Regions from separate parts of the Homo sapiens genome. Here regions 1 and 2 are each linked to region 3. A link is a contact called in ENCODE Hi-C or POLR2A ChIA-PET data. All regions are on one chromosome and are shown on one strand. Each heading gives the region's core, a stretch centred on a gene start or an enhancer-like site at or near the end of the contact. The rest is flanking DNA. Distances are from core to core; before and after follow the strand shown. Region 1 holds the start of BRPF3-AS1 (BRPF3 antisense RNA 1). Region 2 overlaps MAPK14 (mitogen-activated protein kinase 14). Region 3 holds the start of ARMC12 (armadillo repeat containing 12).

Region 1 (4,066 bases), core at 784-3,283, 460 kb after region 3:
TCCACAATTAATCATCTTTTTCTTCCACACCTTCCCTCCAAATGATTATTCCCCCTAGCTTCAGAACACTTGACATTAATTCATACTATTTCATCTTCACAGCTTTCAAAACATTGTCCTGCCCTTGCTTAGCTCCACGAGCCACCCCCCTTGCATTTAAAAAATTGGTTAACAGAAGCATTTTTGTACTATCTCTTTGCCAGAAGATGCTATTTACTTGGAAACAAATTAGCTTCCTTAATCAAACTTTTGAATTTGAAACTCTCTATATTTAAATTCCTTAGTATAACATCTATACTTCCAAAGTAGCAGTATGTTCACTTTAAACATTCAGAAAATTTGGATCCTAAGACTTTATCCTTCATCCTTCTGACTCTAGAATACATGTCCTTGATCATCAGAACCAAGAAAGAAATTGAGTCTCACCAGCTACACCACAAGTGCCAGCAGAGGAAACACTTTCAAACTGTCACTCACCTTCACATTTACAGGCAGCTTATCCATACGTCCTTTATAAACATCATTATGTATTGGTGCTTAAGACTTCAGTCACATGAGGTAAGCTTTCCAGTTTACAGGCAAAAGGGGGTGGCAATGGAGCCCTTTTCTTTATTTTTTTGTTTTTTTAGATCAAAACAAAAGCCAGTTTGGTCTGATGCTGCCATTTGTCAAGCATCTTTTAGAAAGCCGCCTAATGCATTAAATTAACCAAGTCAGGTTTAAAGTGTTTCCCATGCCCACAGTGACAGACGAGTTACCAGGCATGCTTAAGCAGACTGTCAAACTTTTGTTTACTCCTTTTAAACGGAAAGTCAGATTTTTTTTTTTTTTTTTTAAAAGATGTGTGGTGCGGAACAAGACGCTCACCTGTACACAACAAAGGCAGGTCTTTCCCGGCTGTCCTCACTGGGGGAGGGGATGGACAATCGCTAGACCTTTGTCCTCAGGTCCTGGGCATGGGGGTTAGGGGAGACGCGACTTTCTGGGAGTCGTGCAGGCACCTGCAGTCAAGAAACTACATATTGGTTTTGACCTCAATGACTGCCCTGGCTTAACCTTTGGAGAGGCCCTTTAGTTCGGGGAGGGGGCTTGCTGCTCCAAACCGTAGCCACGTCACCCACAAGGACTGGGGAGGAAATGACTGACCGCTCAAGAGTCAGGGACCCCTGTCTCTCCCAACTAGACCCGAACGTCCACAGCCCTCTTATCGGGCTCGCCCCGTGGCGGGCAGGGCCGTGGTGCGCAGGGATCGCGGCGGGCGCAGACCCGGTCTCTTGCTCGGTGTCCCCGCCGCGCCCGCACCGCCACCGTGAGGCCGAGCCGGGGATGGTGCCCCGTGGCGGCGGCGGCGGCGCCTCCGCGCTCCTCTCCGCACCGCCCCGGCCGCCGCCGCGCCAGGCACGGGCGGGGGGATTTTTTTCCCGTTTCCCCCTCTTTCGCGCTCTCGCTCCTGTTCAGCGGGAGAGCCCGCAGAGTCAGGGAGGGAGCGAGGGAAGGGGTGGAGGTGGCGGGGGGAGGCCGGAGGGGCGGATCCTGCCTGGGGGCTGATCCCTCCCTCCCCTCGGCCGGGCTCCGTGGCGGCAGCGGCAGCAGCGGCGGCTCCATTCCCCCTCCTCCCCCGGGAGCGGCGGCGGCGGCCGGGCCGGGGCCCCAGCGCGGGCCGGGAGGGGGCACGGCGGAGGCCACGGAGGCAGGCGCGGGAGAAGACCGCGCTCCGCTTCCCGGGCCGCGCCGACCTGCTCGGCGGCCTGCCCGCCCGCGCCCAGGGGCCCCGAACGGTGGGGCCGGGCAGGCGGCTGAGGTAATGGGGGCGGCAGCGGGGCCGGACAGAGCGGGGGCGGGGGCATCGGGGCCTTCGGGGACCAGGGACTGCACGGGGGGAAACCGGAGAAGCGGGGGGCTTTCCGAGCAGGGCGGGGGCGGTGCGAAAGCTCTCTCCTGGAGCGAGGGCGGCGGCAGGGAAGGAGAAGGCGGGTGAGCGGGGGAGCTGAGAAGCGAGGACCCCCTCCCGCAGCCGCCATCTTGTCTCCCCCCCCAGCCCTGGATTCCGAGCCGCTAAGCCCCGCCCCCGCCACGCCTTCCAATTGGCCTGGCCAGACGAGAGTCCCGCCCCTTGAGCGGCCCTAGGTCCCCTGGGTCCCTCTGACGGGCAGGTGACGCAGCCAATGGGTTCTCGCCTCTCCGCCCCGCTCATTCGCTGGCGCTCGCTTTCTCTGTCTGAGGGTCGGACTCCACGTCAGGCTGTCTCTGGTGCGCTCGCCCCTCCCCTCTGAGGAGATGTTATTTCCCTCCTTTCTTCTCCGAGGGGTCAAGATTCTTCTGGAAGAGGTGCCCCCTTAAAGGAGCAGGAGCCTTGGCTGGGGTCCTCCTTGTCTCCTGAGTATCTTGTGTGAGGTGCAGGGGATACAGTCTAATTGCAGAAGCTCCTCATTCTTCGGGGACCTGGATGGGGTGGGTGAGCGAGGGGTCAGGGGGTGCCGAGGGGAAATCTGGGGGGGCGGGGGTTGTTGGAGATATTTTGGAGGTGTGTATGTGGGAAGGGCTGTGTAGGTTGAGAAACTCCCGCCAAAAAACTCGTCTAGACTGTAAGCTCCTTGTGGGCGAAACTCTTTTCATTTCCCTCATCAGCAGTCCCTTCCCCCTCTAGAGTTTCTCCCCGGTGTCTGGAGGCGTGGGTGGGACAAAACACGTCTGTGTAGAGTCTTGCATGGTCGAGAGATGCTTGAGCAGCCGAGGAGGTGGCAGGTGGGGAAGGAGAAGATGGAGCGGCTTTCATGAAAGTGGGCGCCGCACCGCCTGTCTGCGCTGTTTGGGGTCGGTGTGGAGGCAGATGTTCTCACCTCTTCTAGGGCCTCGGTGCCTTTGGAGGGGTGGGTGATGAAGCAGGTCTGTTGGCCCTGTCTGCCCCCAGGGACTTGGCATTTGTAAGGAATCCAGTAGCCAAGGGCCTCTGGAACCCGGACAGAATTGCTGCGATGATTCTGTTTCCTTTGGCTCCAAATGGGGTGTGTGCCAGCCCGCCTGGCACTGCTCCTCAGCCAAATTGGTTTTTTGTTTGTTTCAGTCACACTTTGGGATTGGAAGGCCTTTCAAGTAAAGATGTTAATAATACCTTATTAACAAGTAGCACCTAGAGAGCTAGATTGTGTTACCCTCATTTTACTGATGGAGTATGGAGGCATAGAGAGCTTAAGGGACTTTCTCTAGGTCACAGAGGGCCAAGATTAGAACCTAGATTGCCCCAGAGCCTCGTTTTGTACCAGACCATAGCACCTCTGTGGTGTTCTTAATTCCCACTGAGAGGAATTGAGCATCGGAAGACCTGGGTTCAAATTGTAGCGTTATCACTTACTAGCTTTACGTTGAGTGACATCTTTCTGAGCTTCTGTGTAGATGATAATAGCTACACCATCTCCTAAGGTAGTTGTGAGAAATATTAAAAGTAAGAGGGCTTTGTAGTTTGGAAAAAGTGCTTTTATTATCACCGTCTCTACTTTATATAGATGGTAGACCCTGCAACCAAGGCGATGAATTGTTTTTCTCTTTGAAATCTTCTCTTTGTTCATATCCTTCCAAGTCTGCCCACACCATGGGGCCCTGTATCCCCAAAGGTCTCTCCTGGTGGTGACAGCCTTGGTAACTGCCTACCGCAGCTCCTTATGAGCTTGTCATCCAGAGAATGATGGGGGAAACTAGGACTTTCTCTTGGCTGTACAAGGATAGACTAGATATGAGTGTTCTGGGAGAGACTTTTGAGGTAACAGAATGCATTGAGAGTTTACCTCAGATACTGCCCAGATCATCTTGGCCTTCGGTCGAATGAAGGTCCTAGACAGGCCACTATAACTTCAGAGATCTCTTGGAGCCACTCTCAGAGCTTCTAGGGTTTGTTTCTGCCTGGAAATGTACTAGTTGGTGTATCCTGGATCAGGGGTTCCCAACCCCCAGGCCGCAGACTGTGGCCTGTTAAGAACCAGGCCATACAGCAAGAGGTGAGTGGCGGGCAAGCGAGCATTACCACCTGAGCTCTGCCTCCTGTCAGATCAGCGGCTGCTTTGGATTCTCA
Region 2 (4,231 bases), core at 1,621-4,120, 360 kb after region 3:
CTGAGTCCCAAGTTCCAGTTTTACCAATAGGAGCCATGTATGTTGTTTTTTCAAGTTTGACCCATTTTCCTTCTGAAATTAACTCCTCTGAAATAATATAGTGTTTCCATTCTGAGACAATTCAGTTGGTTCTTGGCTCTCCCTTTTCAAACTAGTCTTTACAGCCCTCAGGAGAGAAGTTCACCTCCAAAGTGTAGGGGTGACAAAGGGAAGAGGACAAAAGAACTACTGGAGGCAGCAGTGTCAGCATACGCCGGTGTCACGACTCAAGACATCGGCACCTCCCGAGGTGATGAAAGGATGTGCCATGGCTCATCTTTTCAAGTCAACTAGTATTTATCAAGCTGCTCTGTGGAAGGTGCTGGGGACAGGATGGTACCTGTCCTTAAAACCAGAATGATCAGACTCAGTGGAAAGAGAGTTACAAGAGTTACTTGAACAACTGTCTCTGATTATAAAATAAGATGGAGTGATAAATACACTAGAATAGAGTTATAGATAAGCTATTGAAAAAAATCCAAGAAGACTTCATGGCAGAGTTCTTGTTTGAATAGGACTTCAAAGTGTAAATAGGAATAGAAAAGGCTTGGAAGGACGGGAGAAGGGGGAGGTATTCTGGTTTATGAGTACATAAATAAGTACTTGGAAGCTTAGAAGTGCCTGGAATATCTGATGTGAGTTGAAGCATTGAGTGCATTAAAGAATAATAATTTGAGCCAGAGTCAAACTAGGCTTGATTCTTCAGGCCTGATATTGTTTCATGCCAGCAGAGGTGGGAGAGAGAGGGTTTCTCAGCTCATTGATGTAATGAGCCACTGTGACTAATGGAAATTGCGTATTCTTCAGGTAGGTTGGGGTGAAGTTCAGGTAGTTGAGAAATTCACAGCTCAGAGAGCCTGTCTTCCTTAGAGAGAGTATAAAAATTGACTCTCAGCCAGGCACGGTGGCTCACGCCTGTAATCCCAGCCCTTTGGGAGGCCGAGGCAGGCGGATCATGAGGACAGGAGATTGAGACCATTCTGGCTAACATGGTGAAACCCCGTCTCTACTAAAAATACAAAAAATTAGCCGGGTGTGGTGGCAGGCGCCTGTAGTCCCAGCTACTCTGGAGGCTGAGGCAGGAGAATGGCGTGAACCTGGGAGGTGGAACTTGCAGTGAGCCGAGATCGCGCCACTGCACCCCAGCCTGGGCGACAGAGCGAGAGACTCCGTCTCAAAAAAAAAAAAAAAAAAAAAAACAACTGACTCTCATTGTTAAGTAGTCAGAAAGAAGTCTCTTAAACAAGAGTACCAATATCAAAAGCTTCATTTTAGAGATTACTTTTGATGCATATATTGTAAAGCCACTTGTTTGAGATTTGAAGTAGTCAAGATTTTTCCCATATATGATTTACTTTATCTTGTGGTGGCTACCCAGTTAAATATATTCCTGAAGAGTGTTAATGTGAGGAAACTAAATTTTTTGAATTGAGTCATTTTAGATGAGCAAGAATTTTTTTTACTGATTTCTATTGTAATATAATTAATCTGATTATTTTAGAGCAAGACAGTATCCATCCCACCCCCATTCCTACTCTGTCCCATGAACATATGCTATAAGATTTTTTACTTGTCAACATCTTGAACTGAGAAGCCAGTATTAAAATCTTAACCTTTATAACACAATGATTTTTGCCATTTGCAGATGACAAAATTCCCTGTTATTCTTAATTTAGAAATAATGTGAGTGGACTTGTTTCTAGTTTGTTTTTGCTTGCTAAAGAACACAAGTTGTTTGGGTTTAGGGTGGGGTTTGGCGCACCTTTTCTGAAAGGGCCAGGTAGTTAATATTTTAGGCTTGGGAACCATATGGTAACTGTGCTTGTTGTAATTGGAAACACCTATAGACTGTACATAAATGAATGGGCATGGCTGTGTTCTAATAAAACTTTATATATAAAACAGGCAGAGCCTGGGGTTTGGTGACTCCAGCCTAGAATTTTCTTCCATTTAAGCTGATTTCATGTCTGAAAGAAAGTAAAAGACAGGATGTCAAATTACTGCATTAAGTTATTCCTATAACGTAGGCACCTGTGGCTTATAGAGACTGTTGTTTTTAAGTGCTGCTATGTTGCCTTTATATGTATAACCATAAGCAAAAATTTCTTTCATCCTGCTCTACCTTTTCCTCAAATATTTTGACTACCTGTCATGTACCAGATGTTAGGCTGGGGATAAATGGTGAAGAGGCAGAGTGGCCCCTGTCCTCGTAGAGCTGTAGACCAGTACAGGGGGCAGACAGTAAGCAAATAAAGTAATTCTAGGCTGTGATAAGCACTATGATGTTATCAAGCATGGTGCTGAGAGAGAATTGGGGGGTGGGGTGTTATGTATATAGAGTGTTGAGGGGAGGCCTCCCTTAGGAGGTGAAGTTGAAGCTGAGACCTGAAGCCAAGAGGATTTAGTCATGTGAAAAACCTGATGGGTCAGAAGACAGTCATCCTCCCCTTCTCCCTCCCTGGAATGTCAGTCAGTATAAACGTGGATAAACTGTTCACATTTTCAGAGGAAATATTAAAAGCTATTTTATAATATTTTTCCCCCTCTTTTTAACTTCCTTTTTAGGTAAGATTAAAAGCAATGAGAACAAACAAATTTTTGTCTTCTGGTTAACACATGCACATACATTCTGAGTATACATTGAAGTGTTAGCTACCAGGATAAAAGTTATGGCATTGTGGCCTATTATTTAGAGCCTTTGGGATGTGTGAAGTTTGTTAAGCATTGTTCATTTGCATTTTATAAGGTTGAAACCGCCTGTATTTGCGTTCTCATGGCGCTCCTAAAGGAACATGCGATGGGAGAGCGCCCTCTGCTGGCGACTCTCCCTCATAGTGCCTGCTATAGCCAGTGTGAGAGGCGAGGCTTCCCTTTCCAGAGGGTGTGCTCCAGTGGTCAGGCTTTGGGGTCTCACAGGCCTTCCACTGTCATATCACAAGCTCTTTAGGTCACGCTTGGGAGAATATTCATAAATAGACTTGTACATCCCTAGCTCCTGTCTTCTGCTGCTTTTTTCCTTATCTGTGGCCCTCTAATTATCAGTGCACTTTGCTGAACTGGTTACTGACACTGTGATGGCAGATGAAGAGGGCAGTGTAAACTGAGTGAAGCTCTTGTGTTTTCACCTGCTGTCTTTGGCAGCTAAGAACCAGCTAAAGTTGCCTCACTTTACTGATACATGCTGTTGACAGATGCATAAAATGAATATAAAGTGGATATGTGTTTGGTAGCATTTTGAATCTTTGTACAGGAGGAGCATGCCCTACGTGAAGTGATCATCCTGCAGGAGCCTTGACCTAGAGGGATTCACCGTGTTGGCTAGGTTTGGGGTGTTTCATTTTTGTTCTCGGTGTGTTCTGTTTGTTTGTTTTTGTTTTGTTTGTCATTGTTTGTTTTTCATTTTTATTTTGTCCCAACATTTTCCTTTATGGTCCACCATTAGATATTGATCAGTTGAAGCTCATTTTAAGACTCGTTGGAACCCCAGGGGCTGAGCTTTTGAAGAAAATCTCCTCAGAGTCTGTGAGTTGATGCTTTGTAATTATCTGCCCTGTTGGGAGCCTCTGCCACTTGCCTTCTACCAATCTGTACTTTGACCTGGGTGTGTTTGTAAGCACACATGCCCTTTGTGTGCTGACTTCCCGGATGAGTGAGGTATAAGACAGTGTGAGTGTGTGTGTGCGTGCACGCATGTGTGCCTGCTTGCATGCACAAGTGTGTTTTATTCTCTATCTGGGTACACACTAAGATCACGGGAGCCTCCATTAGACAATAGTATCCCAGTAAAGCAATGAGATTTGAGATTCTAATTCATTCCAAGAGATTAATGTAAACTTTGTGTCTCTGTCCTCAAGACCTGACTTTCTTCTTTCTCAGAAGTTTCACGTATGCTCTAGAGCTCTTTTCACTGTTTCTAGTGTTTGTTCTCAGAGCATGAGCTTCACCATGTATTTAGTTTAACTTAATCACTAAAAGAATAAAATGTACATTGTCTGCACACTGTTGCCCCTTCCCAGAAGTTATTTTTTATTGTTTTAGAATAGATACTCACATATCCTATGTAAAATGTTTGTTCCCAACAGAGGGACCTTTCTACCCAGTCCCTAGACCCCACTCAGAAGAAACAGCTTCACTCCTGATACCTCAGATACACAGGAATGTGGTTATAAATTTTCCTCCTATTGCCTTGTAA
Region 3 (3,807 bases), core at 1,106-3,605:
CTGTAGTCCCAGCTACTTGGGAGGCTGAGGCGAGAGGATTGCTTGAGTCTGGGAGGCAGAGATTGCAGTGAGCCAACATCGCACCACTGCGCTCCAACCTGGGTGACAGAGTGAGAACCTGTCTCAAAAAAAAGAAAAAAAAAAAAGAAAGAAAACAATTATTCCCAAGAAAAGATGGTCAATGGACTTTATGCCAACAAATAGACATTCCTTTGTCTTTAATTTTTTTGTTGTACTGTGGACTAGTAAAAATGTCACTCTAGGAATGACTCTGCCTCTAATCTCTCTGAATCATTTGAAGGCAGAACCAGAAGAAATGGGCCTTAGGTGTGGCAGGAGGGAGTTAGGTTGCAGCCAAGAAAGAACACTTTTTGGAGGTCTTTAAAGAACAGGTGAGCCTTACCTGTGCTTAGGAAGTGAGGGTTGCAGAATCGGCTCCATGGGATGGAGGGGCCAGTAACTCTGGGTCCCACCCTGGAGAAGGGCAGAGCAAGGACCTTGTCTTGAGGGATTTATTCTCAGATCCACCAAAGTAGCCTGGGAACCTAAATGACAGTTCCCATCAGGCAGCCGTTTTCTGCTCGGAGTTCAGTGGAGATGCGATGGGGTTGCATGGCAGTGGGGAGGCTTCCATGGGCTTCTACTCACCCCTCACCACAGGGAGTTCATGTAGTCACCCACCTTGGGGCTAAATAGAGTGCCAGGAATGATGACCCTTGAGGAGGGCTGAGGACAGGAATAGAATGGCCACCCAGGAGTGTTGCTTGTTCCCTGCCTGCTGCCTAGGGTGTACTGGGCCAAGGCTCTGAGTGGGCAGGCCTGGCTGGCCGCAGCATCATTGGAGATGCTGTTTCCCTACCTCCTTCCATCCTGGGTGCAGCCCAGGACCCAGAGCCTTCTGTCCCAGTTCTCCCAAAAAGGGATCAGGGCCAGGTAGGTGAACACCTGTTCTGGTGCAGCATGCTCAGCACTGGCTGTGGGCGTGGCCCTAGTTTGGAGCTGGCCACTTGCCTGTTCTGCAACAGAGAGTGGGGACAGAAGTTGCGGGGAGACCCTGGTGGGGAAGAGGGAAGGGTCTGGTCTCACCTGCCCCATCCTAGTGGTGGGGATCAAGACCTCCACAGGTGGGCTCACATCCTCTGGGGTGGTGGCATCTTCTGACTCCAGAGGACCTCACAAGCCGCCTCATATCCCTGGGGAGGCTGAGAGGTGATACTTCCAAATTTAGCTGAAAGGCACAGACTTACCCACATTTTAATCCTGGAGTTTTAGAATGGTAAATCCGAATCCCTTTAGGTTACAAATGCAGAAACAGACTAAGGCAAAGGCGATCCCTTTCTCCTCCAAGGTCACTCTGGTTAGAAGGGTCTGGAGCCCCAGTTACTAGATGCTGTCATTGTTCTGCCGCCAAGTCCTTAAAGAATGGCAGAACATGACTTAAACCACCTGCTAAGTACAAGATTCTATGCTGGAGATGCAAAGGTAGCTGTCCTCAAGAGCACTTTGTCAAACAGGTAAACTTCAGGGCAACATGCAGATGCTGGAAAAGGGTGGATTTGCCTCAAGAGTCTGTGCATGCTTTCTAAGATACTCCCCTCCTTTTCATCCTCTGATGCGGGGAGGGAACCCTACCTGAAGAAACACCCCAAGGCCCAGGGGTAGATCTAGGGTGGAGAGATCACATATGGGAGGGCCCGGAAAGAAAAGGAACAGGGTTGTCAATGGGCATACCCCAAACACCTCACCCAGAAATGCCCTAAGGCCCCAGCCCGGAAATGGACCTCTGCTGCCCTCTAATGGTGGAAAGGCAGCCTCTGGAGCTACCTGCTGGGGTCCCCCCTTAAAGAAGAGGAGATGTGAAGGACACTTCTGCCCTCTCCCCTTTTATTCCCCTTCTGTCTTATGCTTCATCTCCTGTGGTCTCTAAAGCAGAACCTTCTCTTTTTTTTTTTGAAATGGAGTCTTGCTCTGTCGCTTAGGTTGGAGTACAGTGGCGTGTCAGCTCACTGCAACCTCAACCTCCCAGGCTTAAGCGATTCTCCTGCCTCAGTCCCCTGAGTAGCTGGGATTACATGTGTGCGCCACAATGCCTGGCTAATTTTTTTGTATTTTTAATAGAGACAAGGTTTCACCATATTGGCCAGGCTGGTCTCGAACTGCTGACCTCAAGTGATCTGCCTGCCTTGGCCTCCCAAAGTGCTGGGATTACAAGTGTGGGCCATGGTGCCTGGCCCCATCTGTTCTCGAGCACTCCTGGCTGCCCCATTTCCTGACCACTGCCCTCCATCCCATTATCTCCCCAGTTTCCTTTGTTGCCTAGGTTCCAATTCTGGTACCCTGGTTCCTGACCCTGCCAGAGTTCTGGTTCCGGAAGGCCCCCCACAGGTGCCTTGGGCCTAGCTCTCACCTGGGCCCAGGGCAACACTGAAGACATGGGCAAGAGCATCCCCCAATACCTGGGGCAACTGGACATCCGCAAAAGCGTAGTCAGCCTGGCCACAGGCGCCGGGGCGATCTACCTGCTCTACAAGGCCATCAAGGCTGGCATAAAATGCAAACCACCCCTCTGTAGCAACTCACCCATCTGCATCGCCCGTGAGTGTCCGGGCCCTGGGGAGAGGGCTCTGCCCCAGGAGGCACCTGCTCCCGAGGCCTCTGCTGTGGGAGGGCCCAAAGGTGATGCCTCCAAGTTCCTCTTTCCTTTGTCTTTCTCTTGTCCATCTTCCTCAAGCCCACCCTGCAGCGTCCTAGGCAAGGCCCTGCCAGAGATGCTAGCTCAGGGTCCCTGGATCTCACTCAAGTGGATCCTCAGACTCATCTGGCAGGTCTCCAAATACTACATTTCCTCTGGCTCCCAGGATTCCACTTCTTGGAAACTTGGTGTCGGCAGCTCCCCCCATCCCTTTTCTGCCCTAGGAACGTGAGGCTTTAAGGAAAGGGAAGATTGGAGGACTTACTATATGCCCAGAGCTTCCACTAGTCCACATGTTCTTTTGTGCAGAGTAGGAAAATGAGCCCCTTCTGCAAGACTCTTTATTGCCATCTGCTGGAATATCATTGCCACATACTGGTTATGATGAAATACTACTTGTTACCGCCATATGCCAGACAGTTGTTAGAGTAAATGGACAAATCTATGATGGTACGTTATGGACAATACAACATTAGATAGGGTGCCCTTGTGCAGTAAACATTCGTTCAACTGTACATGGTGGTCCTGCATATGGCGAGAAGGCTTCTCCGAAAAGGCAAGGCAGCCTTGTCCCCAAGTCCCTGTCCCCTACTTCCCAACCCCATTCTTTCATCACTTCTGAGTCCACAGCCTGAACTGGGCTGGGGTGGCTGTCTAGGCCTGGCAGTCGAGCGAGAGCGGCACGGGCGGGACTCAGGTGAGCTCCGGAGGCTCCTCAACTCTTTGGAGTGCAAACAGGATGAGTATGCCAAGAGCATGATCCTGCACAGTATCACTCGCTGTGTGTACTTGCTGGAGGCTGAGGTAAGGGAAGCAGGAGGTCCCCCCTAGCCGGCCTGGCCCCTGGGGGTTACGGCCGATCCCTGCCCCTGGAATGGCCAGACTATATCCTGGGACCTCTCTCTGGCTGATAGCGGTGGGGGGGGGGTGTGCGGAGGGATCTTGGTGACATGGGGGGCAGTGGGCCCAGAACACCCGCTTCTCCTGCCTCTTCCATCTCTCCCCAATACTCCAGGCCTCTGCTTGTACTACGGATGACATCGTGTTGCTGGGCTACATGCTGGATGACAAGGACAACAGTGTCAAAACCCAAGCTCTGAATACACTTAAAGCTT

The links. Hi-C counts contacts between places; a loop is a spot of excess contacts on that map. ChIA-PET counts read pairs that join two places held with the same protein, here RNA polymerase II (POLR2A). Pooled maps may share reads with other maps.
Region 1: a loop to region 3 is called in a pooled map, with 4 times the contacts of the local background. The contact joins the promoter of BRPF3-AS1 here to the promoter of ARMC12 in region 3. A Hi-C loop is called at or near these places in 3 of 37 single-sample maps with no recorded cell type and 12 of 50 pooled maps. POLR2A ChIA-PET finds 5 or more read pairs at or near these places in 1 of 52 experiments (naive thymus-derived CD4-positive, alpha-beta T cell).
Region 2: a map of B cell shows a loop between it and region 3 (23-fold over the local background). The contact joins the enhancer-like site here to the promoter of ARMC12 in region 3. A Hi-C loop is called at or near these places in 8 of 168 maps with a recorded cell type or tissue (A673, B cell, IMR-90 and 5 more), 6 of 37 single-sample maps with no recorded cell type and 16 of 50 pooled maps. POLR2A ChIA-PET finds 5 or more read pairs at or near these places in 1 of 52 experiments (WTC11).

What each region holds. Positions count from the first base shown.
Region 1 is chr6:36,195,170-36,199,235 of GRCh38, forward strand. BRPF3-AS1 (BRPF3 antisense RNA 1) reads right to left here and starts at 2,034. Exons shown (of 3, transcript NR_187147.1): 1 at 868-2,034. BRPF3 (bromodomain and PHD finger containing 3) reads left to right here and starts at 1,575. Exons shown (of 13, transcript NM_015695.3): 1 at 1,575-1,801. RefSeq lists a silencer at 1,190-1,929 and an enhancer at 2,280-2,329.
Region 2 is chr6:36,092,506-36,096,736 of GRCh38, forward strand. It overlaps MAPK14 (mitogen-activated protein kinase 14), which reads left to right. Exons shown (of 12, transcript NM_139012.3): 9 at 3,482-3,561. It also overlaps the pseudogene NUDT5P1. Among named protein-coding and RNA genes, the nearest start is that of MAPK13, 36 kb to the right of the region's middle. Within about 2 kb of position 2,871, at least 10 of the 41 ENCODE cell types and tissues checked have a DNase peak (open chromatin) inside an H3K27ac peak, as active enhancers do.
Region 3 is chr6:35,734,677-35,738,483 of GRCh38, forward strand. ARMC12 (armadillo repeat containing 12) reads left to right here and starts at 2,356. Exons shown (of 6, transcript NM_001286574.2): 1 at 2,356-2,595; 2 at 3,351-3,496; 3 at 3,708-3,807. The coding sequence starts at 2,433. LOC285847 (a long non-coding RNA gene) reads right to left here and starts at 2,271. Exons shown (of 10, transcript NR_027117.2): 1 at 2,165-2,271; 2 at 1,087-1,202; 3 at 404-688. RefSeq lists enhancers at 2,636-3,244, 3,245-3,807.